Linked DNA regions of Homo sapiens: all the other regions are linked to region 2. The links are chromatin loops, found by intact Hi-C in ENCODE. Cell type or tissue: PC-3. All regions are shown on one strand.

The links. A loop is a pair of places that touch in the nucleus more often than their neighbours do. Peaks named below come from ENCODE experiments on the same cell type or tissue, not always from the same donor. Only the 100,000 strongest peaks of a DNase experiment are listed, where the experiment ranks them.
Region 1: a loop joins it to region 2, with 10 times the contacts of the local background. A loop is called at or near these places in 6 of 110 quality-filtered maps.
Region 3: a loop joins it to region 2, with 23 times the contacts of the local background. A loop is called at or near these places in 35 of 110 quality-filtered maps.

The regions. Positions count from the first base shown.
Region 1 is chr10:70,612,351-70,620,350 of GRCh38, reverse strand. No RefSeq gene overlaps it. Among named protein-coding and RNA genes, the nearest start is that of PRF1, 14 kb to the right of the region's middle. In PC-3, CTCF peaks have their summits at 664 and 870; DNase peaks (open chromatin) are centred at 850 and 4,380; H3K4me3 peaks cover 980 bases; H3K27ac peaks cover 2,239 bases.
Region 2 is chr10:70,876,591-70,884,590 of GRCh38, reverse strand. It overlaps SGPL1 (sphingosine-1-phosphate lyase 1), which reads right to left. Exons shown (of 15, transcript NM_003901.4): 14 at 7,930-8,000; 15 at 3,407-7,396. The coding sequence ends at 7,256. PCBD1 (pterin-4 alpha-carbinolamine dehydratase 1) reads left to right here. Exons shown (of 4, transcript NM_000281.4): 4 at 543-1,081. The coding sequence ends at 641. Among named protein-coding and RNA genes, the nearest start is that of PCBD1, 8.0 kb to the left of the region's middle. In PC-3, CTCF peaks have their summits at 4,176 and 4,383 (motif pointing right); DNase peaks (open chromatin) are centred at 4,380 and 5,170; H3K27ac peaks cover 1,255 bases.
Region 3 is chr10:70,758,021-70,766,020 of GRCh38, reverse strand. ADAMTS14 (ADAM metallopeptidase with thrombospondin type 1 motif 14) reads right to left here. Exons shown (of 22, transcript NM_080722.4): 20 at 7,930-8,000; 21 at 7,736-7,846; 22 at 3,580-5,661. The coding sequence ends at 5,168. Among named protein-coding and RNA genes, the nearest start is that of TBATA, 23 kb to the left of the region's middle. RefSeq lists an enhancer at 3,466-4,235. In PC-3, CTCF peaks have their summits at 4,520 (motif pointing left), 6,573 and 6,774 (motif pointing right); DNase peaks (open chromatin) are centred at 4,540 and 6,790.

The DNA.
Region 1 (8,000 bases), 260 kb after region 2:
GGGCCATGGTCACTCATATTGGCTCTGAATAAGCCTCTTTAAATATTTTACAAAGTTTAGCCTTTTCATCAACACTTTGGTGTATGGGTACAGTGTCCTATATATGTCAGTTGGGTCAAGCTTATCATTGCATTGTTCAATTTTTTTGTATCTTTACTGATTTTATTGTCCACCTGTTTTATCAGTTAAAAAGAGAGGTATGTTAACATATTTCACTACAGTATGTATTTATTCTGTTTCATTACTTCAGTTTTCTTCTTTAAGGTCTCTTTTATACATGGGTTGGATCTTCTCTATCTTCCATATCTATCACCTTTATATCTTTTTTTAAACCAGTCTCCACTTTTGATTTTTTTAATTTCCTCTGTTTCATCTTCTATTTCTCTTATGACATTATTTATGTTATTTATTCATTCTAGCTTCTTTTTATTTCTAAAATGGTTAGAGGTTTTTTTTAGAAAAGAAAAATGGTTTTTTCCTAACTAAATTCTGTGTGAGCTCTTTTCAAATTTTCCTTGTATCCAATTATCTCATCTCTTAATTTTTATAATCCTGACTTATGCTTTAGTTTCCTAAATTCTGTCATTTTAAAAACTCTTCTACTTCATTTAAAAATATCAAATGAAAAATTTTATGTATTTTGTAGGGCATGTCTTTCCAGAGATCATTGCCTGATGATCTGTTACTATGCTAATCAACTTTTTTCTTTAAAAACAAAACAAAACAAAACAAAACAAAAACTGAATGGGACTGGATTTCTCCTCTGCAATCCTTTTGCATTACGTATGTTTAAGTGAGATAGTTTTTCGGGCAGTCCTCAATGGGGAGAATGGGAAAAGATTTCTTGGCCTAGATTCGTGACTCTAGGGCTCCCTCTTCTGTTGTACTGAAAAATGTCTTTAAAATGGGTTGAAGATTCTGGGAATGACTTCCTCTGTCGCCTTCCTCCAGTTTTGTCTGGACCTTATCTGTACATGGCTCCCTGTCTTGCTCAGTTTAGAGTCTAGTCCCAGCCATTTTGCCTCTGTGTGAGACTTTGTCCTAGAAGGATATTTAGCTGGCAAGTTTCAAGATTTTATGAGGCGATTTCATGGGTTGTTGGGAGGATTAATTTACATGATAATTATAAATTCACAAGGTGTCTGGCAGAGAGTGCATGTTAAACATGGGATGCTTACAGTTATAATGATTAATACCCACTCATTTATCCCTACATCCTAGTCCAACCCAGAAACACATGCTGTTTCCTTCATGTGAGTCGCTCTTTTTTGTCTCCATGCTTTTGCCCCTGTTGTTCTCCTCCCTGAAAACCTCTGCACAGTCTTTGCTACCTGCCAGTCCTTCGCATGCATCTTGTTCTGGTAACATAGAGACCCAAACCCACTGCTCCCCTCCGAACCACGGTAGCTCTTCATTGCTAAGCCACACATCTCAAACCACCTTTAAGGTTTTATGCCAATGACTTCAGTTTTATTTTGATCTTTTACTCTGCGTCAAGCTCTTTAAACACATTATTACCTCATTTCATCTTCAAAGCAGTGCTCTGAGTTAGAGGCATAGATGGATGGGTACCTTTGTTGGTCTTATTTTACAGATGAAGACACTGCAGCTTAAAGAGATAAATACTCGGATACAAGGTTAATTGTTGTTAGTAGAAAGCAGTAGAGCCAGAATTTTGACCAGGCACTCTGGCTCCCAGAACTATAAGTTCAGTTATGATGCCAAAATGTATATTTGGATGGTAGGCTCCTTTAAGGATGGAACTCTATTTTATGTGTCTTTGTAGCCCTCTCTATGATTACTAGCACCTGGTGCATAGTATGTGTTCATTAAAGACTCCATCAATGCGTGGCATGGTGGATGAATGTACACATCCACCAGTGCTAGTCAAATGCGTGGGGCTGTGGGGCTTTCGGAAGAAACTTTGCTAGCTAAAGGCAGATGAAAAAGTCTCAGACACTGTTCAGTTTCTTCCAAGAAGTCATTAGTCAGACTCTTACTCAGAACTTCTTTTCTTTTTTTCCATTCAGGTTTGCGCTCAGTGAGACATTTATGTTTTCACAAGCCCTTGGCCACTAGCAATCCATCAAAAAACCCCAGCCATGGCTCAGCATGGCTGGCTGGCCAGACCAAATGGTAGGCAGACTGTCAAAACATTCACAAAACCCACACCAAATTTTTAAACTGTATAATCTAAGGGCATTGCTCTCACAGAGAAGTAACAGACCCACTGTTCTTTAATAGAAATATCAGAAAACTGGGAGCTCAGGGATGAGTTAGAAATCCAGTTTTTCCAGACATTGGAATTTCACTTGAACGTGGATTTGCTAGACAGCTGTATGAGCTGCGCTCCTGCGAGAGCACTGGCCTCAAGCCAGAAAACCTAGGTCTGCTCCCTGCTCTGCCACTTGTTGGTTGTATAACATTGGGCAAGTACTTCTTGCTGGGTCTCAGTTTTTTTAATTAAAAAAAAAATAGGGATAACAATATTTTGCATATGTCACAACATTGTTAGGTGCAGATGAAATAACACACACAAAATTCTTTGTAAACTGTAAAGTCTGTGTCAGACAAAATCAAGAGTGGGGGTCATGGAGCCAAATGAGACGACTGGGGCTGCCATTTCTAAACAGCTACCATGGGTCTCCTGAAGCAAATGAGGGGCAAGAAGTCAATCTGGTAAAAGGGAAGAATGAAGAAGAGAAAGAAAGGGAGGTAAAAGCCTACAAAATCTGAACAGGAGATACAGAAAGGACAGGAGAGAAGGGGACCCTGATGTCTTTCCAGTTCCTCTAAGTATAGGTTCATTTGGGGAGATTCCTACGGTAATCCTTATAGCAATCCTCAGTGTTACCATTGATTTAAAACAAAACAAATGCAGGTCTCTTCATCTGTTCAGTCTGCTATAACAGAAGTACCACAGACTGGGTGACTTCAAAGAACAGAAATTGATGTCTCCCAGTTCTGGAGGCCAGAAGTCTGAGATTAGGGTGCCAGCTTGCTGGGCTCTGGCAAGGGCCCTCCTCTGAGCTGCAGACGGCTGTCTCCTCATTTCATTCCAGTCCTCTGGAGCCTCTCTAATAAGGGCACTGACACCATTCATAAGGGATTATGACCTGATTACCACCCTCATAGCCTATTACTTCCCAAAGGCTCCACCTCCTAGTACCATCACATTGGTGGTTGGGATTTGAACAAATGAATTTTGGGAGAAACATAAACATTCAGTCATTACAGCGGGAGATTCTACTTCTACTACTCATTTCCACAACATGCACATTCGCATTCTAGGTTCTTGTTTGGTTAGCTGATAGAGTTGATGTGGCGGGGTAGACCTCAAATCAAAGGTGTTAGAAATGCTCTCTTTGTGCTCCCTAAATTGGGTCAATCTCATATGAAAATGTTGTCGGTATGAATTTGTAACCACCATAGGCTTGTTCATAGCCCTCACCACCATGGGCTTAGATCTCTGTGCTAGGAGCTGGGCATGGTGGCTCATGCCTATAATCCCAGCTACTCAGGAGACTGAGATGGGAGGATCCCTTGAGCCCAGGAGTTTGAGACCAGCCTGGGTGATATAATGAGACTCCCTCTCTACAACAACAATGAAAAAGATCTCTATGTTAAAACAGGAAAAAACAAGCAAACAAAACAAACAAACAAAAAAACTCCTTCATCTGAATTAACTAGTGGTTGCTATACCTACCAGAGTCCTTTGAGTCTTTTAAAGTAAAACAGAAAGAACAGAATAATCTAGCACATAGTAGGCAATCAATAAATATTCACTGACTGAAAGAATAAAGAACAAATATTACAGAGTAGCTATCCTTAAAAGCTTTCTATGAGAAAACCCACTTCTGTTACCTAGAAAGACAGAATTAAATACATATATCAAAAAGCATAAACAAAATTGGAAAAAAGTAAGGGAAATTCTAAGCAGCCAAAAATAATAAAGAAGCAAAAACTAGAGGGTAAAGCAGGCCAACAGCCAGGGATACCCTGAGGACACAGGCCTGGCCAGGGAAGCCAGAACCTCAGGCTACGGTGACCACACGAGCAACAGGAAATAAGGCTGGGCAGGGTTGCAGAGTAGGGGAATTGAAGCTGAGACCACTCCACGTAAAAAACTAAATAAATACTCAAAGGGCTAATAATGTCAATCAAAGGATAGGCTGTTAAAAGGATCTATTTACTGGGATAGGGAGTCCAGAAAAAAACTCATTTTTCTCAGTCTTAAATCTGAGTGGAAGGACGGTCTCTCCTTAAACATCAGAACCACAGGTCTACCTTCCCATATGCCACTTGCGTGAGTCAGAACATGCCAAGCCAAAAAATAAGCATAAATAGGTCTGAGTCGGTAAAAACGGGAAGTGTCTCATAAAAGCACATGCAAACCCACTTTGGAGGAATGTTCTCAATCCTAAACTTTGCAGGATTCCCACAGGTGAAGGGCAGCCAAGAATGAGCTCACAATCTAACATTGCAAGCAAAACCCTCAAGGAAACAATCCACCAACCAGGAAGATTCAGCTGTATAACAAGATAAAGAATGAGCTGCACCAAAGATTTTATGTGTTGGCATAACTAGATATAAAACCCAAAATGAATACGTTGACATGTTTAAAATTTGTTTCAATAACTAGAAGACATAGTCATGAAATTTTGAAAAAGAATGAAACAGAGTTTACACATAAATCATTAAAAGCAAAAATTAACTAAACAAAAAAATGTCATAGGTAAGACTGAGGGAAATGAGGCCACTTATGCTTTGCTGGTAAGAGTGAAAACTGGTGCTGTCCTTATGGGGGCTATTTATAGCAAATTTATTACAAAATTAAAAATGTGTAAGGTTCTGTTCCAGCAATTCAATTCCTGGGAATTTATTCTACAGATATCCTCCACATGTCCAAAAGGAGGCGTGTACAAGGTTATTTACTGCAACATTGTTCATTAGAGCAAAAGACTATAAATAACCCAAATGGCCATCATTAAAAGGCTGGCCCAATAACTTACGGTTCATCCATATAACAAAATACTATGCAACATTTTTTTTAAATGAAAGATTGAGGAAATTATGTGCTACAAGGTAAGATTTCCAAACTGTATTCAGTAAAAATAAAGACAAAGTACACAGCAAGATGTATAATAGGGTTCTTTTGTGTGAGAAAGGAGGAGAATAAAAAACTATTTATGTCTGCACTTGCTTTTATTTGCATGATAAAACTCTGAGAGGCCACCAAATAAATTAGGAAAAAAAAAAACAACAGTGGCACCTATGGAGGTCAGTTGGACTGGAGCAAATGGGGAAAGAGCCAGAGAAGGATTATTCACTGTATATATTTTCCATCACTTTGATTTTTGCATCTTGGTACGTGTATTACCTAATCTTAAAACCCAAAGTATGAAGTAATCGTACATTAGACACATCTGAAGCAACAATTCATGAATTGAAAAGAACAGGAGAAAAATAATGGCAACTCAGTACAAAAAGACAGAAAGTGGGAAATAAGAAAAAAAGCGTAACAGACATGGAAGAGAGAGTGAAATGGACTATTATATCACCAATGGCATTCAAAAAGGCAAAAAGTAGACTGGGCATGGTGGCTCATGCCTGTAATCCCAGCACTTTGAGAGGTCGAAGCAGGCAAATCACTTGAGCTCAGGAGTTCGAGACTAGCCTGGCCAACAAGGTGAAACCCTTTCTCTACCAAAAACACAAAAATAGGCTGGGTCCAGTGGCGTGTGCCTGTAGTCCCAGCTACTCAGGAGGCTGAGGTGGGAGGATAGCTTGAGCCTGGGAGATGGAGGTTGCAGTAAGCCAGGATTGTGCCACTGCACTCCAGCCTGGACAACAGAGCAAGATCCTGTCTCAGAAAAAAAAAAAAAAAAAAAGGCAAAAGGTAGAGCAAATGAGGGAGATGGAATATATGACACTGTAACAGCCAAGATTTTTTCCAGAATGTTAAAGGATGTGAATCCTCAGACTCAGGAAGCACCACAAATCCCAAACAGAATACATTTAAAGAAGTCATCTCTAGATATGTACTTCATAGTAAAATTTCAGAAAACCAAAACTGAAAAGATCTTAAAAACAGCCTCCCCCACAAAAAAGACAAATTCTCTATGAAGAATAACAATTAAACAGTAGCAACAGTGGAAGCCAGAAACTGTGACATAATAACTTAGAAGCACCGAGGGGAGTCAACAAGCAATAACTTCAAAGGGTCAACCAGCTCAAATGATAATTCAAGAACAGGGATGAAATAGACAGCTCAGACAAACAGAAACTGAGAGCATGTGCTACCAGAGAGACTCACTGAAAGCACTTTTCTAATGGGCGCTTCAAGGAAAAGAAAAGTTATCTCCAAAGAAAGCTAGATCAAAGAATAAATGAGCAAAGACACTGGTAAACATGCATAAATACAGACAAATGTTGATTATATCAAGCAATAGTACTAATAAATGATTTAACAGAGGAAAAATGAGATGGAACTAAAATACTGGACAAAAATAACTTTCAGAATGACAAAAGGTGATTTTTTTATTTTATTATCATTATTATTTTTTTGAGATGGAGTCTCACTGTATAACCCAGGCTGGAGTGCAGTGGCGCAATCGTGGCTCACTGCAACCTCTGCCTCCTGGGTTCAAGCGATTCTCCCCGCTTAGCCTCCCGAGCAGCTGGGACTACAGACGCACATCACCACACCCAGCTAATTTTTGTATTTTCAGTAGAGACGGGGTTGCACCATGTTGGCCAGGCTGGACTCAAACTCCTGAACTCAGGTGATCCACCCGCCTCGGCCTCCCAAAGTGCTGGGATTACAGGTGTGAGCCACTGCGCCCAGCCAAAAGGTGATTTTAGTTAGCAGTATTCTAAGATCTTTGTATCCTTGGGAAGGAGGGAAGTAGTAAACAATTTTAGACTGTTTAGAATGCATGTTAGCATTTTTTATGGGTAACCACCAAACAATCAGAAATAGAGGGTGCAATAACTAAACGAGTAGAGAGTAAAGAATGTAATTTTTCTAAAGTTCAGTCAACCCAAAAGAAGGAAGGAAGGGAGGGAGGAAGGATACACAGAAAAAAGCAAGACAATAAACAAATATAAAACATGATGGTGGAAACAAACTCTATTAGAACAGTAATCACAAATATACATGGACTTAACACATAGTTAAACAGTCCCTCAGGCTGGATGACAAAACAAACTCCAACTAATTATGTTTAACAAAGGCCTATCTAAAATATAAGAGCACACGGAATTTGGAAGTAAGGTAGAATACATCCATGGTGGAACGAATCAAAAGAAAGCTGGTACACTTAAAAATTATTAAAATAGGCCAGGCGCGGTGGCTCACGCCTGTAATCCCAGCACTTTGGGAGACCCAGACAGGCGGATCACGAGGTCAAGAGATCGAGACCATCCTGGCCAACATGGTAAAACTCTGTCTCTACTAAAAATACAAAAAAATTAGCTGGGCATGGTTGCGTGTGCCTGTAGTCCCAGCTATTCGGGAGGCTGAGGCAGGAGAATCACTTGAACTCGAGAGGCAGAGGTTGCCGTGAGCCAAGATCGTGCCACTGCACTCCAACCAGACAACAGAGTGAGACTCCATCTCAAAAAAAAAAAAAAAAAATTATTAACCTGGTAGATTCCATGTTACATATATTTTACCACAATTAAAAATAATAGTAAAAAAAGGAAAGTTGGAATAGCTCTATTAATACCAGACCAAATAGACATTTAGGCAAAAAGCATTGTTTGAGATAAAAAGAGCCACTACATAATAATAAAGAGTTCAATCCTGGAAGACAACACTATACTAAACTTGTTTAATAAAGCAGCTTCCAAATATGTAAAGCAAAAACTGACAGAACGAAAGGTATAGAGAGAAGCTAAACAATCTACCTTCATCGTAGAAGATTTCAACATGATTCTCTCAGTAATGACTGTTTCAAAAGACCACAGATTTGAACATAGAACGCTGCATCCAAAAA
Region 2 (8,000 bases):
AGAATGGTGGGAACCCGGGAGGCGGAGCTTGCAGTGAGCAGAGATTGAGCCACTGCACTCCAGCCTGGGAGACAGAGCAAGACTCCGTCTCAAAAAAAAAAAAAAAAAAAAATACAGACACATAGCCAACCTATCAAATTATTTGCTTAATGAATAGAAACAGTCATTAAATGTCTACCATGTGCCAAAAGCTCTGCTGGTCTCTGTTTATAAAAACAGTAAGGGTGGAAGAGGTCGTCTATGAATGGATAGTGTTTAGGAGTTGGCATTGGTTTTTGGTTTTGTCTTTAGCTTTTAGGTTGCTCTTGACATTCAGATATTAAGCTTTTATTCTATAGCTGAAGTCATGATTATTTTTGAGAGACAGCAAAGGGGAGATGTAGAAGATGTTGTTACAGACATGTCAGGAAGGAGTCCCCAGGAGAGATCGTACTGGCCAGCTGCTATTCTGGAGCTCCTAGCAGGGCTGAGCCCAGCAGCTAGTGACTCCCTCCTGTTCTTAAGTGAAGTCAGTGGAAGCAGAATTTCTGGTTTCATTTCAGGTCCACATCACGCTGAGCACCCATGAGTGTGCCGGCCTTTCAGAACGGGACATAAACCTGGCCAGCTTCATCGAACAAGTAGCAGTGTCCATGACATAGACCCTGCCCTTCCTCTTTGAATTCTTCCGGGGGAAGGGGTGACTGAACTGGGAGTCCAGGGAGGGAGCTGAGGAGCCCTTACCCTCCCACCACTCCCCTCCCAAGACCCAGCCGCCGCCGTTGAGGGCTGAGTCCTTGCTGTGGGATGTGCCAGTGTCCCCACCAACACCAGGAATTTAGACCTTTTCCCTGCACCACTCTCTTCATCCTGGGGGCTCTGTTACACTAATTTGAATAAACTCTCCCCTTTCTTTGCAACTTCCCAGCAACAATAATGATTTTCTTGCCAGGCCGTCTCTTGCTCCCTAATTCATTTCCCAGGAAGCTGTGATACAGGGTGAAATAAAGTCTTGTCTTAGAAACCAGGACCCTAAACCCCACACTATGTAATAGAAACACATGTGTTTTTATGTCTCAAATAAAACTATTATATCACTTGGTCTCAGGCTCTAGAAACTTCTTTTCCACAGGTCAATCCAAATTGGAGTCAATAGGCATTTAAATGAAAGCACTTCCTCTGTGCTAGGCACTTCCTCTGTTCAAGGTACTGGAAAATGACAGGGACCAGACCACCTTGCCTTCAGATTCATTATCATCTAGGGGATACCATTTGATTATCATCAAACAGGAACACAATTAACTATTACCAATTACCAATTAACTAGTACTAATTAACTATTACTAGAGTGAATTAATGCTAGGTGGCAGGATAAGAAATGAGCTAAAGGGAACGCAAGTGATTAATGGTGAAAAGGGCAAATCTGGAGGCTTTGAGTTATGCCTTGAAGACCTGGGTAGGATTCTTGGGAGGCAGAGATGGCTGAGAGAACACCATGAACACAGATAAGGGTGTGAAGGGCACAGGTATTATATGCATTGTGGAACCTATGTCTAGAAAGGCAGTCTGGGGCCATATTACAGGTTGAACATCCCTAATTTGAAAATTGGAAATCCAAAATCTGAAACTTTTTGAATGCCAACATGATGCCCAAAGGAAATACTCATTGGATCATTTTAGATTTCTGATTTTCAGATTAGAGATGCTCAACTTGTCAGTATAATGCAAATATTCCAAAATCCAAAATCTGAAACACTTCTGGTCTCACACCTTTCAGATAAGGGATACTCAACCTATATTTTCTTCCTGGCTGTGATGGCTAATGTTAGGTGTCAACTTGATTGGGCCATGGGGTGCCCAGGCATTTGGTCAAACATTCCGGGTGTGTCTGTGAGGGTGTTTCTGAATGAGGATAACATTTGAATCAGTAGACTGAGTAAAGCCGACTGTCTTCCCTAACATGGGTGGCCTCATTCAACCAGGTGAAGGCCTGTACAGAAAAAAAGGGCTAAAAAGGGCTGACCCTCTTCCAAATAAAAGGGAAGTCCTCCTGCCTGACTGCCTTGAGGTGGGACATTGGTCTTTTCCTGCTTTCGGACTTAAACTGAAACATCCACTCTCCTTAGGTCTCAAGGCTACAAGCCTCCGGTGTGCAACAATACCATCTGCTTTCCTGGTTCTCCAGCTTGCCAACTACAGATCTTGGGACTTGTCAGCCTCCATAATCACATGAGCCAATTCCTTATAAGAAATCTCTTTGTGTGTATTGGTTCTGTTTCTCTGGAGAATCATAATACACAGGCCTATCATATCAGATATGGCAGATCCCAAATCCTGATGGTCTCTTCAGTTTCTTAAAATCTTAGCAAAGTTCTTAGGGCTTGCCTGGTTTACTCCACAAGAGAGAAGACACAGGCAGCTTAGGACCTGGCAGGCTATTTATTACTGGAGCAGTTAAGAGATGGTTTGCACAGTCAGTTCCCCAGCCAGGAACTCTCTAGGACAGAATATTCCCACGCTGTCATGAAGAAGGGGGCACTAAGAGCAGCCTCATCTCTACCCCCACGAGAATGCCACACAAATTTTACCTCACATATGTCACTATGCAGAGACTGGGAAGCCTTCTTCCTAATAGTTCTCACCTGTGTCTCCTAACTCAAGTACTAAGCTGACTTGTAAATGCCGGGGTCACTTGGAACAGGAATCTAGCCATGTCACAACTCAGTCTGAATGAGTTGGTCCCCCAGCAAAGGCCAGGAAAGGGGCAGAGGCTGGAGGTTGAGAAATAAGCGTATTGTTCACAAGAGGGATTAGCAGGACCCCGTTCCTAGCATATATGCTAGTAAAGGATTATCAATACCTATATTGATGGCAAACGAGATTCAGACAGTGGTCTCCCATCTGCTCCACTTCTGACTTAAAATTTTCCAAGTGTGCTTTGATCTGATGACTGGAGGACTGAAGGACAGAAGACGCCAGATGCGGAGGTATGGACTATGCTGTTATGTTACATTCCTGCCTCTGCTTATTTTCATGGGTCAAGGGTTGAAAAATGTTCACCCGATGCAGGGACAGCTCATGCCTGTATTTCCAACACTTTGGGAGGCCAAGGCGGGAGGATCATTTGAGCTCAGGAGTTAGAGACTAGGCTGGGCAATGTAGAGAAACTCTGTCTCTACAGAATATACAGAAAAATTAGCCAGGCATGGTGGCACACACCTGTGGTCCCAGCTACTCGGGAGGCTGAGGTGGGAGGATCACTTGAGCCCAGGAAGTCAAGGCTACAGTGAGTGATGATCATGCCATTGCCCTCTAGCCTGGGTGACAGTGAAACCTTGTCTCCAAAAAATAAAGCCAACCTTGGCAGCACTACAGTTGTATGAAGCACATTCATGTGAGACAAAGACACAGGTAACACTTTCTTTTCTTTTTTTTTTTAGAAATAAATAGGTTTATTCTAAAATTAATCCAAATAATTGAAATTATAGGGAAGGATATTAAGAAGAGAAAAGATTACAAGACAGAGGAAAGCATAAAAGAAAATAAGGTAATTAAAACTTCAAATCAGGAAAAAGGTTCTCAAAAATCTGACTTTGCCTACCCAGGTACAGTTGGTGGCTATCAAATTAGGACTCAGTAATTACTTGTGTCACTGAGTGAAAGCTGCTCATTGCTGCCAAGAACCTACAGAGAAGGCCAAGGGGCTGACGTACAGCTGTATGGAGCAGCAATAAGCACCCCAGACACGACTTCCTAGATAAGCCAGGCCTCCTCATCCAAGTACATCCTGGATCCTCTTTCTCTCTGGTTTCCAGGTACTCAGGAACTAGGCCATTTGGCAGAAAACTGTAGCAAAAAAGCAATCCTTGGCTTGACTCTGGCAAAGTCTGAATGGGCTAAAAGCCAAAAGGAAAAGCTGGGTTATCTGAATGACAGCCTTCAGATCCTGACTAACACTTTGGAAAAACTTCTCGTTTCTTATTCATAATAGAATAAGATCTCCAGCAGTTACATGTGTGTGAAGATTATCTGAGGAGCTCTGTTAGCCCCTAAACCAAATGCAGGGTTTGAGGCCAATGCCCTTTGGTTAGACAGAACCACACTGCCCAGATGGCTAGAGACCACCCAGATAACTCAATCCATCATTAAGTTATTGTAAGCAGCAAACTGTAAGCAGAAGTGGATGATGAAGATGGAAAAAAATATAAGATAGGGCCTGTCCCTGGCAAACTAAGAACCTGAATTTCAGACCTCTCTGAAATAGGTACGACTACCACTGCTGGTGCAAGGACCAATCAGCGACCTATTGAAGTGCCTGGAAATGAGATGGATTGCTGCTTAACTGTGTCTCTTTCATTGGTCTTGGTATCAGTGGGCACACACGATTGTTTCACCACCAGGGGGCAATCTCTCACCAGGAGCCCATTCAAGCATGGCCACTGCCCCATTTGTCATCTCGTGTGTGCCCAAGTAATCAAATGAATGCAACCATCCACAGTAATTACAATTAGGGTCATTTAACTATTTAATTGCTTTTTGAGATTATTGCTGAAATTAGGAAGGGAGCATTGAAATGGGAAGGGGGAGGTTAGAGAAGACAGAGATTTAAAAGAAGCAAGTACCATTTTCCAAGTATAAAACTCGTAATATTAAAAGTGACATAGCAGTATATTCACATGACTACTTAAGTCTAATGCAGAAACAAGACAGTACAGTTTTTGCAGAGGCCGATGTGACATCTGCATGCGACATGATACTATTAAGTGTCTCTACCCACCTCTGCTACAGAGTAGCTGCTATATGCACACATACACAAAAATACACAATGAAAAGCCTACAAAAGTGTTAAGTCAAACTAAGGCTCTTAATTGTAAATTAAAGTGGCTACAGTAGGTCCCTTTGAAAAACACCATCTCCCCTGGCACCAATGTTGTCACAGCACAGAGGAAGCGAGTGGCTCGGGGTCTGGTTCTGGGGAGACGCTCTACAGGGGCACATGCTTCTCCATCTTGGCAGCTGGCAAGCCACAGTGGTGTCTGCTGGGTGGCTCTGGGTTCCTGGACCTCATTCAACATAATGCACTGACCAAACAGCTCTGACCACAGCTACTCTCAAAGAGGTGCCTGCCAGGTCTCCCTCTGACACACACACATACACACACTACCCACTCTTGGAACCCACAATGCACTGCTGGGCAAACAGGAAAAACACACACACACACACACACACACATAAATGCCACACCAGCCCTGAATGGCGTGGCCAGCTAGTCACAGTTGTTGGGTCAGTAGTACAGTGCTCAAGAACAATTCAGACTAACATGCCAAGGAGCCTGAGGAAAAGTCTGGTAGTCATGGCTCTCCCAGCCAGCATTCCCAGTGGGGGAAACTAGAAGACACCAGCCTGGAGAGGCTGAATATTCAGGAGTCCCTGAGATGGGGAATGGAACAGAGGAAAGTGTCTTTTGACTCATCTTAAGTACTCCCCTCCCCAAATAGAAACCTCAAAGACTGATCCATTTCCCCTAGGGCCTGGGCCAGGAGTAGCTCACTGCTCACTGCTGAGGAGAAAGGCACAAGATATAATGTCATAAGAGCAGGACAGTGGCTCAGCCTACAGAGTTCCCTATAGGGGAAAGAAGGCAGGAAATAGGCGCAGGGTCTGGTCCTGTCCCTGCACCACCCTGAGCAGCTAGTCTTGGGAAGGGATTACAGGCCCTGGGCCATAGGCTGCTCGCCATTCTGCTTTCCTATCCTGTTTCTCTCCCTGTGCTGCTCCCTTTTAGCCAGGGCTGAGAAATGTTCAGCACCTGAGGCAAAACTGCCATAGTACCTCTGAAAGCTGAATCAAGGGGGAAGAGGCAGAAGAACACACTAATAGAGAAAATTTTCCTTGCTACGGGTGCTCTTTCACACCCACCTAGGGTAAGTCAAGGCAACTTGTGAAGGTGCTTTGAGCTGTTCCTTCAAGCAAACACATTTTCATTACATAATGGCTTAACGCAAGGGTGCAGGGAAGGACCACCACCAACTTTGGTGACATATTTGAATCTGGGTGTTCATCCTACTCTGATATTCAAAAAAGCATAGAAAAAGGTCTGATTTCTGCTCATCACCAGCCCAGGATAGGGTTCAGGTGTGCTCTGACCACTGCCAATTCAGGAAGGCGGCACCATGGCCAAAAGCTCCCAGATTATTTGGAAACCATGTTTTCTTCCTAGTCCATGGTAACAAGAAAAAGCCAATGGAAGCATCATTCCAAACAATAATCTCCAAAGATGGTGGCAACCAAGTGTCAAATGGGGACTGCAGGCACAGAAGAGACCACCCCAAACCCTGCCTGGGTGGACGAAGCAGGTATGCTAGAATAGTCCTGTCCTGCAGAATAGGGAACGGCAGCTTGGTCGATCTGTGCCCTGGAAAAAGAAAATGAGTTGCAATAGAAGTGACTCTAAGACAGACAATGAACCTACTCTTAAGAGAGACAGGGCCAGGCACGGTGGCTCACGCCTGTAATCCCAGCACTTTGGGAGGCTGAGGCGGGGGGGCGGGTATCACCTGAGGTCAGGAGTTCAAGACCAGCCTGGCCAACACGGTGAACCCGTCTCTACTGAAAAAGAAAATTGAAAAATTAGCCAGGCGTGGTGGTGGGTGCCGGTAATCCCAGCTACTCGGGAGGCTGAGGCAGAAGAATCGCTTGAACCCAGTGGGTGGAGGTTGCAGTGAGCTGAGATCATGCCACTGCACTCCAGACTGGGCAAAAGAGCAAAATTCCATCTCAAAAAAAAAAAAAAAAAAAAAAAAGAGAGAGAAGGCTGAAAAAGCCTCCTGCTTAGAGTATACCTCACACCCAGCTGAGGAAACATCTGTTATGTAAACGCCTCCTGCCTGAGATAACAAAGAAGCTCTAGCTATCTCATAAACTGTACCCCAGCTTCTCTAAAGAATCAGGACAGGTCAGAGCTACCACACAATGTTTAAGTAAAGTTGAAAGCTAGAGAGTTTAGAAAAGGAAATGGTTAAAACAATTCCTAGGGTAACATTTATAACAAGGGCAAAATCATTATGTAATGGAATTCTCTGGGGTCTTCAAATTAAAAACCACAAAAGGAAGATAAGAGGAAGAACAAGAATCCTGAGGCTCAAGCTGTCTCATGGTCTATCTTGAGTTGTGCTCTATGGAGCAAGACCAGATGTCAAAGTTGTGCACGGCCTGTTCCATATCCCAAGAACCTTCTGAAGGCTGGAATCCCCTTGAGACTAGAAAGGGTCCAAGTTCAGTGGGGTTTTGGAGAACCATTCATCTGGCTGCCCTGGGTGACAGTGTCGGTGCTGTACAAGCTGTCCAAGAAGACTGAGGACAATTCTGCAACCATATTCCTGTCAACAGTTGTCTGGGCCATGCCATAGATGGCACCCTACAAATCCAAAGAAAGAGACATTATTAGTGAGGCCAGGTCCAAAAGCAAGAATAAAACTGCAGCAATGAGCCCCTTCTCCCCGAGTCCTAGCTTCGCATGTGCACTGCCCTACCCCATTTCCACCTAAGGCATCCCATCATTCTATCAGAAAAACAGCTGGCATAGTCAATTTTTCACAGGGACTTTCCAGTCTGCCTTTCTGCATAAAGGGACTAGCCTAAGAAAATTCCAGAAAAAACATGTTTACTATCTTTCCTGTGACAAAATTTTCTTTTCAAATGGACACTACCACCAGCTGCTTTTATACAGAAGTCTCTAACTTACAAGGTACTTTATAGTGTATCTCATTTGAGACTTCAGCAACCCTAAGGGGTGGGTGATGCAGAGATCATCAGCTCCAGTCAACAAATAAAAGATGTCTGTGGCAAAGGGGCAGAGGCAGGAACAGACTCCGGGTCATATGATTCCTTCAAACTCTCCACCAACACCTAAATTTCCAAGAGAAGAAAAAAAACTCCAAGTGTCCCTACCATTCCTGTGGTCTTCGCTTTAGGATTCTTCATGATTTGAGTGACAGATTCTCGAATGTCCTTTAGGAATT
Region 3 (8,000 bases), 120 kb after region 2:
AGCTGGAGCGACTGGGACTCAGGGTGCCATGTCCTGAGGCTGAGCAAGACAGTGGGGCCCTTGGCCTAGCCCATGAAACCATTTTCCCTCCTAGGCCTCCAGGCCTGTGATGGGAGGGGCTGCCATGAAGACCTCTGAAACTCCCTCGACACATCTTCACCATTGTCTTGGCTATTAACATTTGGCTCCTCTACTTATGCAAATTTCTACAGCTGGCTTGAATTTTTCCCAAGAAAATGGGTCTTTCTGCCACATGGTCAGGCTACAAATGTTTTAAACTGCTATGCTCTGCTTTCCTTTTAAATGTAAGTTCCAATTTCAGACCATGTATTGGTGAACGCATATGAGTACATGCTGTTAGAAGTAGCTAGGACACCTCTGGAACACTGCTGCTTAGAAATTTCCTCCACCAGATACCCTAAATCATCTCTCTCAAATTCAAAGTTCCACAGATTTCTAGAGCAGGGGCACAATACTCCCTGTCTCTTTGCTAAAGCATAGCAAGAGTGACTTTTACTACAGTTCTCAATAAATTTCTCATCTCCAACTGAGACCTCCTCAGCCTGGAATTCACTGTCCATATCACTATCAGCATTTTGTTCACAACATTCAACAAATCTCTAGGAAGTTCCAAACATTCTCACCTCTTCCAGTCTTCTTCTGATCCCTTCAATCTGTTCCAGCCTCTTCCTGTTACCTACTTCCAAAGTCGCTTCCACATTTTCAGTTATCTTTATAGCAATGCCTCATTTCTCTGGTACCAATTTTCTGTATTAGTCCATTCTCACATTGCTACAAAGAACTACCTGAGACTGGGTAATTCATAAATAAAAGAGGTTTAGTTGGCTCATGGTTCCACAGGCTGTACAGGAAGTTTATGGTACTGGGGGATTTGGTTAAATAAATGGTCATCTAGCCATACCGTGGGGTACTGTGCAGTCATTAAAAATGAAGACGTGGCTGGGCACGGTGGCTCATGCCTATAATCCCAGCACTTTGGGAGGCTGAGGCAGGCAGATCACCTGAGGTTGGGAGTTCAAGACCAGCCTAACCAACATGGAGAAACCCCATCTTTACTAAAAATCCAAAATTAGCCAGGAGTGGCGGTGCATGCCTGTAATCCCAGCTACTCGGGAGGCTGAGGCAGGAGAATCACTTGAACCTGGGAGGCAGAGGTTGCAGTGAGCCGAGATCGCACCATTGCACTCCAGCCTGGGCAACAAGAACGAAACTCTGTCAAAAAAAAAAAAATACGTAGTTCAACGTAGCTCAGGATGGAAACGTGTTCTTATTGTATTGCTGTAGGTGGAGTAGGAGGGGGAGAAGATCCCAGATGACGTGTATGTGTATAGTATTAATAATACTCACCCAGCGTGCATGTGTGTGTGTACAGACACAAACAATCTTGCACATGCACACATCTGGAATGGATAACTAAATTATTAACAGTGGTTATTGCTAAGTAGAATTATAGATTTTTTTTCCTCAGGTTGTAAAATTTTTCAATAATGAGCATATATTTCTTGCATAATTTTTTAAAGGAGAAGATTTGTGGTGTAGGCCCCAGAGATTTCTAATCTGTGGCAGCTGGGTCCCTGGGACTGCCCCAGCTACATTTCCACCCCTTCTTGCTCTTTCCCTCCTCCCCCCAGACCCCTACCTTCCCCCAAGCCTTCAGTCTCCTGAAGCCAGGTAGGGAGCAGGGGCTCTTTGGAAGAGCCCACAGAGTTCCAGGTCAGATGGCCCAGGCTCTGTGCCTTCCCCTCTTCCCCTGCCTGCTGTGTCATTTCAGGTGGAAGGCCTGGAGTTTCACCAGGAGGGTAAATCAAAAAAGGGCCCAGAGGCCAGTCTATTGCCCAGGAACATGATGAGGCTCCAATTGCCCCTTTTCTCCTCTGGAGGAATGGGAAGGTAAGTCTCCTGCTGTCCCTAAACCCTTGCCATCCCCCCGATCCCTTCTCCACCAGGAGCTTTCAGGCCTTACTAGCCCAAATGAAGTCACAGGCTGGAACCTCAAGGAGGCCATCTGGACACAGAAGACAGCCATGGTGAGGACTTCCCAGGCTCTTTGAACAGGAGGCTAAGGGTGACTCTGTGCAGCACTGTCCCTACTGACCCCAAGGGCAAGGAGATGCTGGAACTTCAGGGGGCTTCCTCCAAAATGACAGGTGTGCTGGCCCCTGGCTATGGGTTGAGGAAGCTTGGCAGACCAGGGCAAAGGCTCTGGAAGCCAGTCGGGGCTGATAGGCTAGACTCTGGGCACCTGGCTGTCACTGCGGCAGGGCTCTGCCAAGCATGGGGCAGGTGTGGATAAAGCCTTGAAGTCAGAGTGGCCTGGAGAATCCCCTCCAGGGAAGAGACAGGCAATCTGGCACCCTGGCACCTGCACCCACCAGACTCCAAACAGGAAACCGTTTAGGGCAGGAAGAGGTGAGACCATTCCCATATGGCCTTTCCCACTGGGCTCCTACAGGAAGTGAGGGATGTTTCTGAGGCTGCGATGGAAAGAGGGCCCTTGGTGCTGTTCCTCTATCTTCACCCGTGAATCCTTTCATTTTCTCAGTTTCCACCAAAACAAGCAAAAATCCTGACCCATAAAAAGCCCTCAATTTGGAGAGTGGACATTTCCAGATGTTTGGGGAGATGGCAACAGAAATTTAATTGAACCTTAGACATATTAGACAACCTGCATCCTAAAAAGCCCCCAGCCAAAGACAGATGGAGAGGCTGCCCTCTCTGTGTTCCCACCCCCACGGGGGTAGGAGTCTCCAAACCATTTTCTCCTCGGCCTTAAGGGGAGGAGTGAGCTCTGCACAATGACAAGAAGCCCTTTTGCCAGCTTCACCTTTTCTAAGTGCCCAGCAGTGTAGATTCTTTTACTCCATGACACAAATTCTGCCACTGCTTAGAAGGCAAAAGTGGTTGCAGTCATTTTGCTTTCAGTGACAGTCTCTTTGTTCTGTGGTTGCTAAGATTCCTTTAGAGAGCCCCTCTTGTTGTTCTTTTTTGTTTTTGAGACAGGGTCATGCTCTGTCACCCAGGCTGGAGTGCCATGGCGCAATCACAGCTCAGTGTGGCCTCAAACTCCTGGGCTCAAGGGATCCTCTCACTTCCACCTCCTAAATAGCTGAGACCACAGGCGTGCAACACCACGCCTGGCTAATGTTCTTTTTATTTTTTGTTGAGACGGGATCTTGCTATGTTGCTCAGGCTGGTCTGGAACTCCCACCTCCAAAAGTGCTGGGATTACAGGCATGAGCCACTCTGCCCCACTGGCCTCTAGTTGCATTTAAACAGGTTGAGAATTTCACAATAACCTGAAATAAAGTGTTGTCCTGGAACTTGGGCCTCAGGGAAACAGGAGATTCAGTAGCCAAGAAACCAGTGGCAACCCTGTGTCCCACCTGGCAGTGACGCAGCAGGGCATGGGTGGAAAGGTGGAGGGACAGGAGACAGCCACAGTGAGCTGCGCCCCCACCCCCAGTTCTCTTGCTACAGCCCAGCCCTCAACCTTCGAGCTCTGGCTTCATTGTCCCCTTCCCATAAATCAGAGAGAGAAAAAGAAACACACACACAACCTTTTGGGGTCCAATGGCGATGTTAATAAATACATAAAATTTTAAAGATCTGGATTTCCAAGGCACAAGAGTTTAACACAGGCCAGGCTGGTTCTCACAGGAATGACTCCGCGTGTGCCCCAGCATCCCAGGGAGGGGAGGGCAACAGGGGGAGGGCGGGGAGCCCCCCAGGACCTCCACTCTCCAAAGGGGTTGCAGGCCAGGGGCCCACTACTCATGTTCCTCCAGGCTGGCTCAGAACAGCCCCTTTGCCTTGGGGAAGGAAGAAGTGAGAAGCACCTCTATCACCTGGCAGGAGTTTAGGAGACATCCTCCAAGACCCCGGAGGTGTCCTGGGACCCCCTGCCACTTCCTGAGAGCCAGAGGATCTAAGACTGTTACCTGTCCCTTGGAGGTAGCATGGCCGGCAGCTGAGCACAGCTCAGGCCCTTACAGCACCGTGGGTGAGTGTGTCTTCCCCACTCCAGCACCAGGCCAGGGGCTGGCACCCTGCCCTGGGGCACTTGGCCTGGGTGGCCCTTGTCATCTCCAGGGCCAGGCTATGAGTGGACTCTGGTCCTCAGTCCTGGGGTCCAACCACCCCTGGGAGAACCACACACTCTGGCCCAGCTTGAGCCAGGTAGAAGATGAAGATGTCCGACTCCAGCAGGAGCGATCTTCGGAGAAGGGCAATGATTGAAGGGACAGCCTGAGAAATCGTGTTCCCTCTGTGTCCCACAGAGTCCCCTTCCAGGCTGAGAGTGATAATTGAAGTTGCCATCCTGGTGGAGTCAGGGAGTGAGCGCCAGTTTGGAAATCCCTGGATGCTGAGGACTTGGGGTCCAGGGTGTCCTGAGCCCCCTTCTCTGGTGGGCTGGGGTGAGATTGGGGGGCCAGTCTGTAATCTGGAGTCACTAGAAGTAACACTAGTGACATCTGCAAGGCCAGAGTATGGCCATGAGCACCATCTTCTGGCCAGCAAAGACAAACTGGCCTCTGCTGCCTGGCCTCAGCTGGTGGAACTGCATGGAGCTCTTGGCTTCCAGGAGCTGGGCCTGCGATCACCTTGTGTTCCACCCCCTCCAGCCCTGCAGCTGGGAAGCCTCATGCCACATTCCCAGGCCCCCCTCCTCTCGGCCTGGCTGTGAACAGTCCCCCACCTACCCTGGCCCTGCTTTGCCTTTCTGGGGAGAGGGGCCAAATATGCAGGGCCTCCACAGGGGTCCTCACAGTTCCGGGAAGGCAGGCAGCCCTGACAGCTTCTAGCTACAGACCAGCCGGGATTCAGACCTGCCCAGGCCCAGGGTCTGTGAGGAGGGAGCAATAGTTGACCCTGGTCTTGGCAGGGGAGACCAACAGGGGCCCTGAGAGGGTCAGTCCCGCCGGGGGCAGCTTGCTGAGGTATCTCCGATTAGGGCTTTCCCTGATCTTTGTCTTCCTCCCACCCCGCTTTGTGGGGTAAAGAGCATCACAGCCCCAAACGAGAAGAAGGCGAATGATTTAAAATGAAGTCTGTGCTTGCGCCTGCCCTGCTATGTGTGTCCTCTGAGCTGGGAGTCACGGGGCAGTACACAGAGTGTAAACGTGCCAGTGGGATGGCAGGGCACAGCTCATGTCACCGGGGAGGCAGCAGGGAGGCTGGTGCCGGGATGTCTCAGGTCTTCTCCAGGTTGCCCTTTGTCCTCAGGGACTGGCGTAGGTGTCTGAGTCCAGCCCCAAGGCAGCCCCCCGGGGGTGGTAGGGGAGATGCTCCAGGATGCTCCAGGGATTGGTGTCTCAGGGGCAAAGGGATGCTGGGTCCCTGGGGAGCTTGTATCCAGAGCTCCTGGGAGCTGTGTGGCTCGGCCATGCTGATGGTCCTCTGATCCCGTTGGCTTTCCAGGAGGCTCTGCAGCATCTGCAGGGTCCTGGGGTCCTGGTAAGGGGCTTCCAGGAGTGGAGAAGGGGGGCAGTGAGGTTGGGCCAGGGTCTGGGCCAGGGTTGGGGCCCGAGGCCTTCTTGATGCAGGACACACAGCAGAGCCGGTGGTAGCCGGGAATGGAGCAGTAGCGATCGAGCACTTCCATCTGGCAGAAGACAGACCTGTCTCCCGTGCAGGGCTCCGCTGCACACACAGCACAAGGACAAGGATGGAAGCAACGTGGGGATGCCTGTCAGTCAGGTGGCCCCCCCTCCCACTTACCCACTGACTGCCCGCCCTCCACCCCTGCCCCTGCTGGACCCACTATAAAGCTTTTTCTCAGGGTGGGGGCTACAGAGCCACCTGACGGGAGAGTCAGCCCTGACTACATGGAAGAGGAAGTAAAATCCCCTAGAGCAGCAGATCTCAAAGTGATGTCCCCACACGCAGCAGCAGCAGCGTCACCTGGAAGCTTGCTGGCAATGCACATCCTCCAGCACCACCCAGCCCTATTGCATCAGAAACTCAGGCTGGGGCTCAGCGCTGTGCTTTCACAAGCCCTCCAGGGGACTCCACGTGTGGGCGCATCTGAGAACCCTGGCCCTTCGCCATTCGCCCTCAGCCCTGCTGCACACTGGAATCCTTGGGGGTGCCTGTCTCCTTCACCCACACACTGGACAATCTAGGGTGTGACCTACCACCAGGTGCTTCTAACTTGCAGCTGCTCTGGATGGAAGTGGGAACCCTAGCCCCTCCCAATCAACCCAAGGAGTCTGGCCCCACTCCAGCCAGGGTCAGGCTAGACCCCAGGCAACTCATGCTTGGGACAGGCAGACTGACCATCCTGCCACAGTCAGCACACATCGGGACATTAAGACTGCTACTGCTTAATTTGGAATCAAGCAGATTTCAGTTCAAATCCAGGCTCTACCACTTAAAAGTGTGAGGCCTTTGGCAAGTCACTTAAACCCTCCAAGCCTCAGTTGCTTCACCTATAAAATGGGGCTGATGTTGACCCTTACCAGTGAATAATAACATTGCAAACAACATCTTTAAAGCACCTGGCAAAGATAAGTGCTCATTACACTAGTTTGCTTTGCCCAAAATATCACACCTTTCTGTGATAACTCCATGTAGGCTTCTCCAGACAGAATGTGAAGGCAGGAGCTTTGCTTTCTACTAATTTTTGCCAGAGAGAGAGAGAGAAAGAGGGAGGTGGGAAGAGTGGGAGGGACAGAGGGAAAGAGAGACACAGGTGGAGGGGCAGGCTTAGGGGAACAAGAGAAAGATCAGAGAAAAATGGAAAGCCAGTGGCCTCTAGATGGCGCCAGATTTCTGGAACCAGAATCGGAATCGTCCTTTGCTTTGGGAAGGAAGACGGCAGGAAACCCAGGCACTCCCCCAGTCAGAACCTCAGCCTAGGAGCAGAGAAGTAGAAGATTGGAGGTAGAAGGTCCTTTGAGGACATCTAGTCAGAACCTTATCTTACAGATGAGGTCACTAAGCTCAGAGAGGTTAACGAATTTGCAGCCAACTGGTCCTCTAACTAGGAGTTAGGGTCTTTGATCTTTCTGCTACTCATCTTGCCAGACCCTGGTCCTAGGGAGGGTGAGGAAGGAAAAGAGAGATGGAACCTAGGAAAGGAGTGAAGAATCTACAGCCTGGCACGTAGCAGTTGCTCAGTAAATATCTATCCGTGGGTGGATGAATGGAAAGATGGGAGGATGAACTGAATCATGGGGCTGAGAGAAATTGCTAGGCCTATTGTTACTGGAAGCTGACAGCCAGACAGGAGTGCATGCATTCTCTCATCCAATTATCTCACCAGCCCTATGAAGGCAGCTCATATCTACAATTGCTTGTCTGAAAATATTGGAACCAGATATAGTTCAGAATTCAGAACTTTTGGGATCAGAAACATTATATTCTGTGTTTATATTATAGAACATCCTCAATGGAGCCTGAGATATCACCTTGTAACTAAATATGGCTAAATTTCTATATCAAAAGAATAAATGATCTCATTAGTTCAGGTCAGATTTTGCTGCCAGGTAAGTTTGCACCAAACTTAGAAATAAACATTTTGGAATTGCAGGTAACGGCTCATGGACCAGTAGAGCCTCCTCCCCACTTCATAACTGAGGTATCTGAGGCTCAGGGAGGTGAAGGTCACACAGACAGCTACAAGCTGGGTTTGCTCCACTGAGTGGCCCATGCTGCAACACCAGGGCCACTGAAAGGTCTGGGGAGCAGGGTAGGGTCCATAGACTGTACTTACTTGATGATATCTTGTTAATGGGATGTAGGGGTTCAGATTGTGGCACCCACTGCCCCTCTGGCGTCCCAAGTTCCCAGACATCGGCCCTCACCGTGGAGTTCTGGTGATTTCCTGTGAGCAGGAAGAAGCAATTCTAGTATTTGGGACTTTGGCCCAAGGGACTGGACCTGGCCTCCCCATCCCCTCTGGCTCACCTCCACAGGCGGGCAGGCTGCAGACCTGGACAGTGTCTGGCCTATCCCCCTCGCAATGCCCGAGGCTGTTG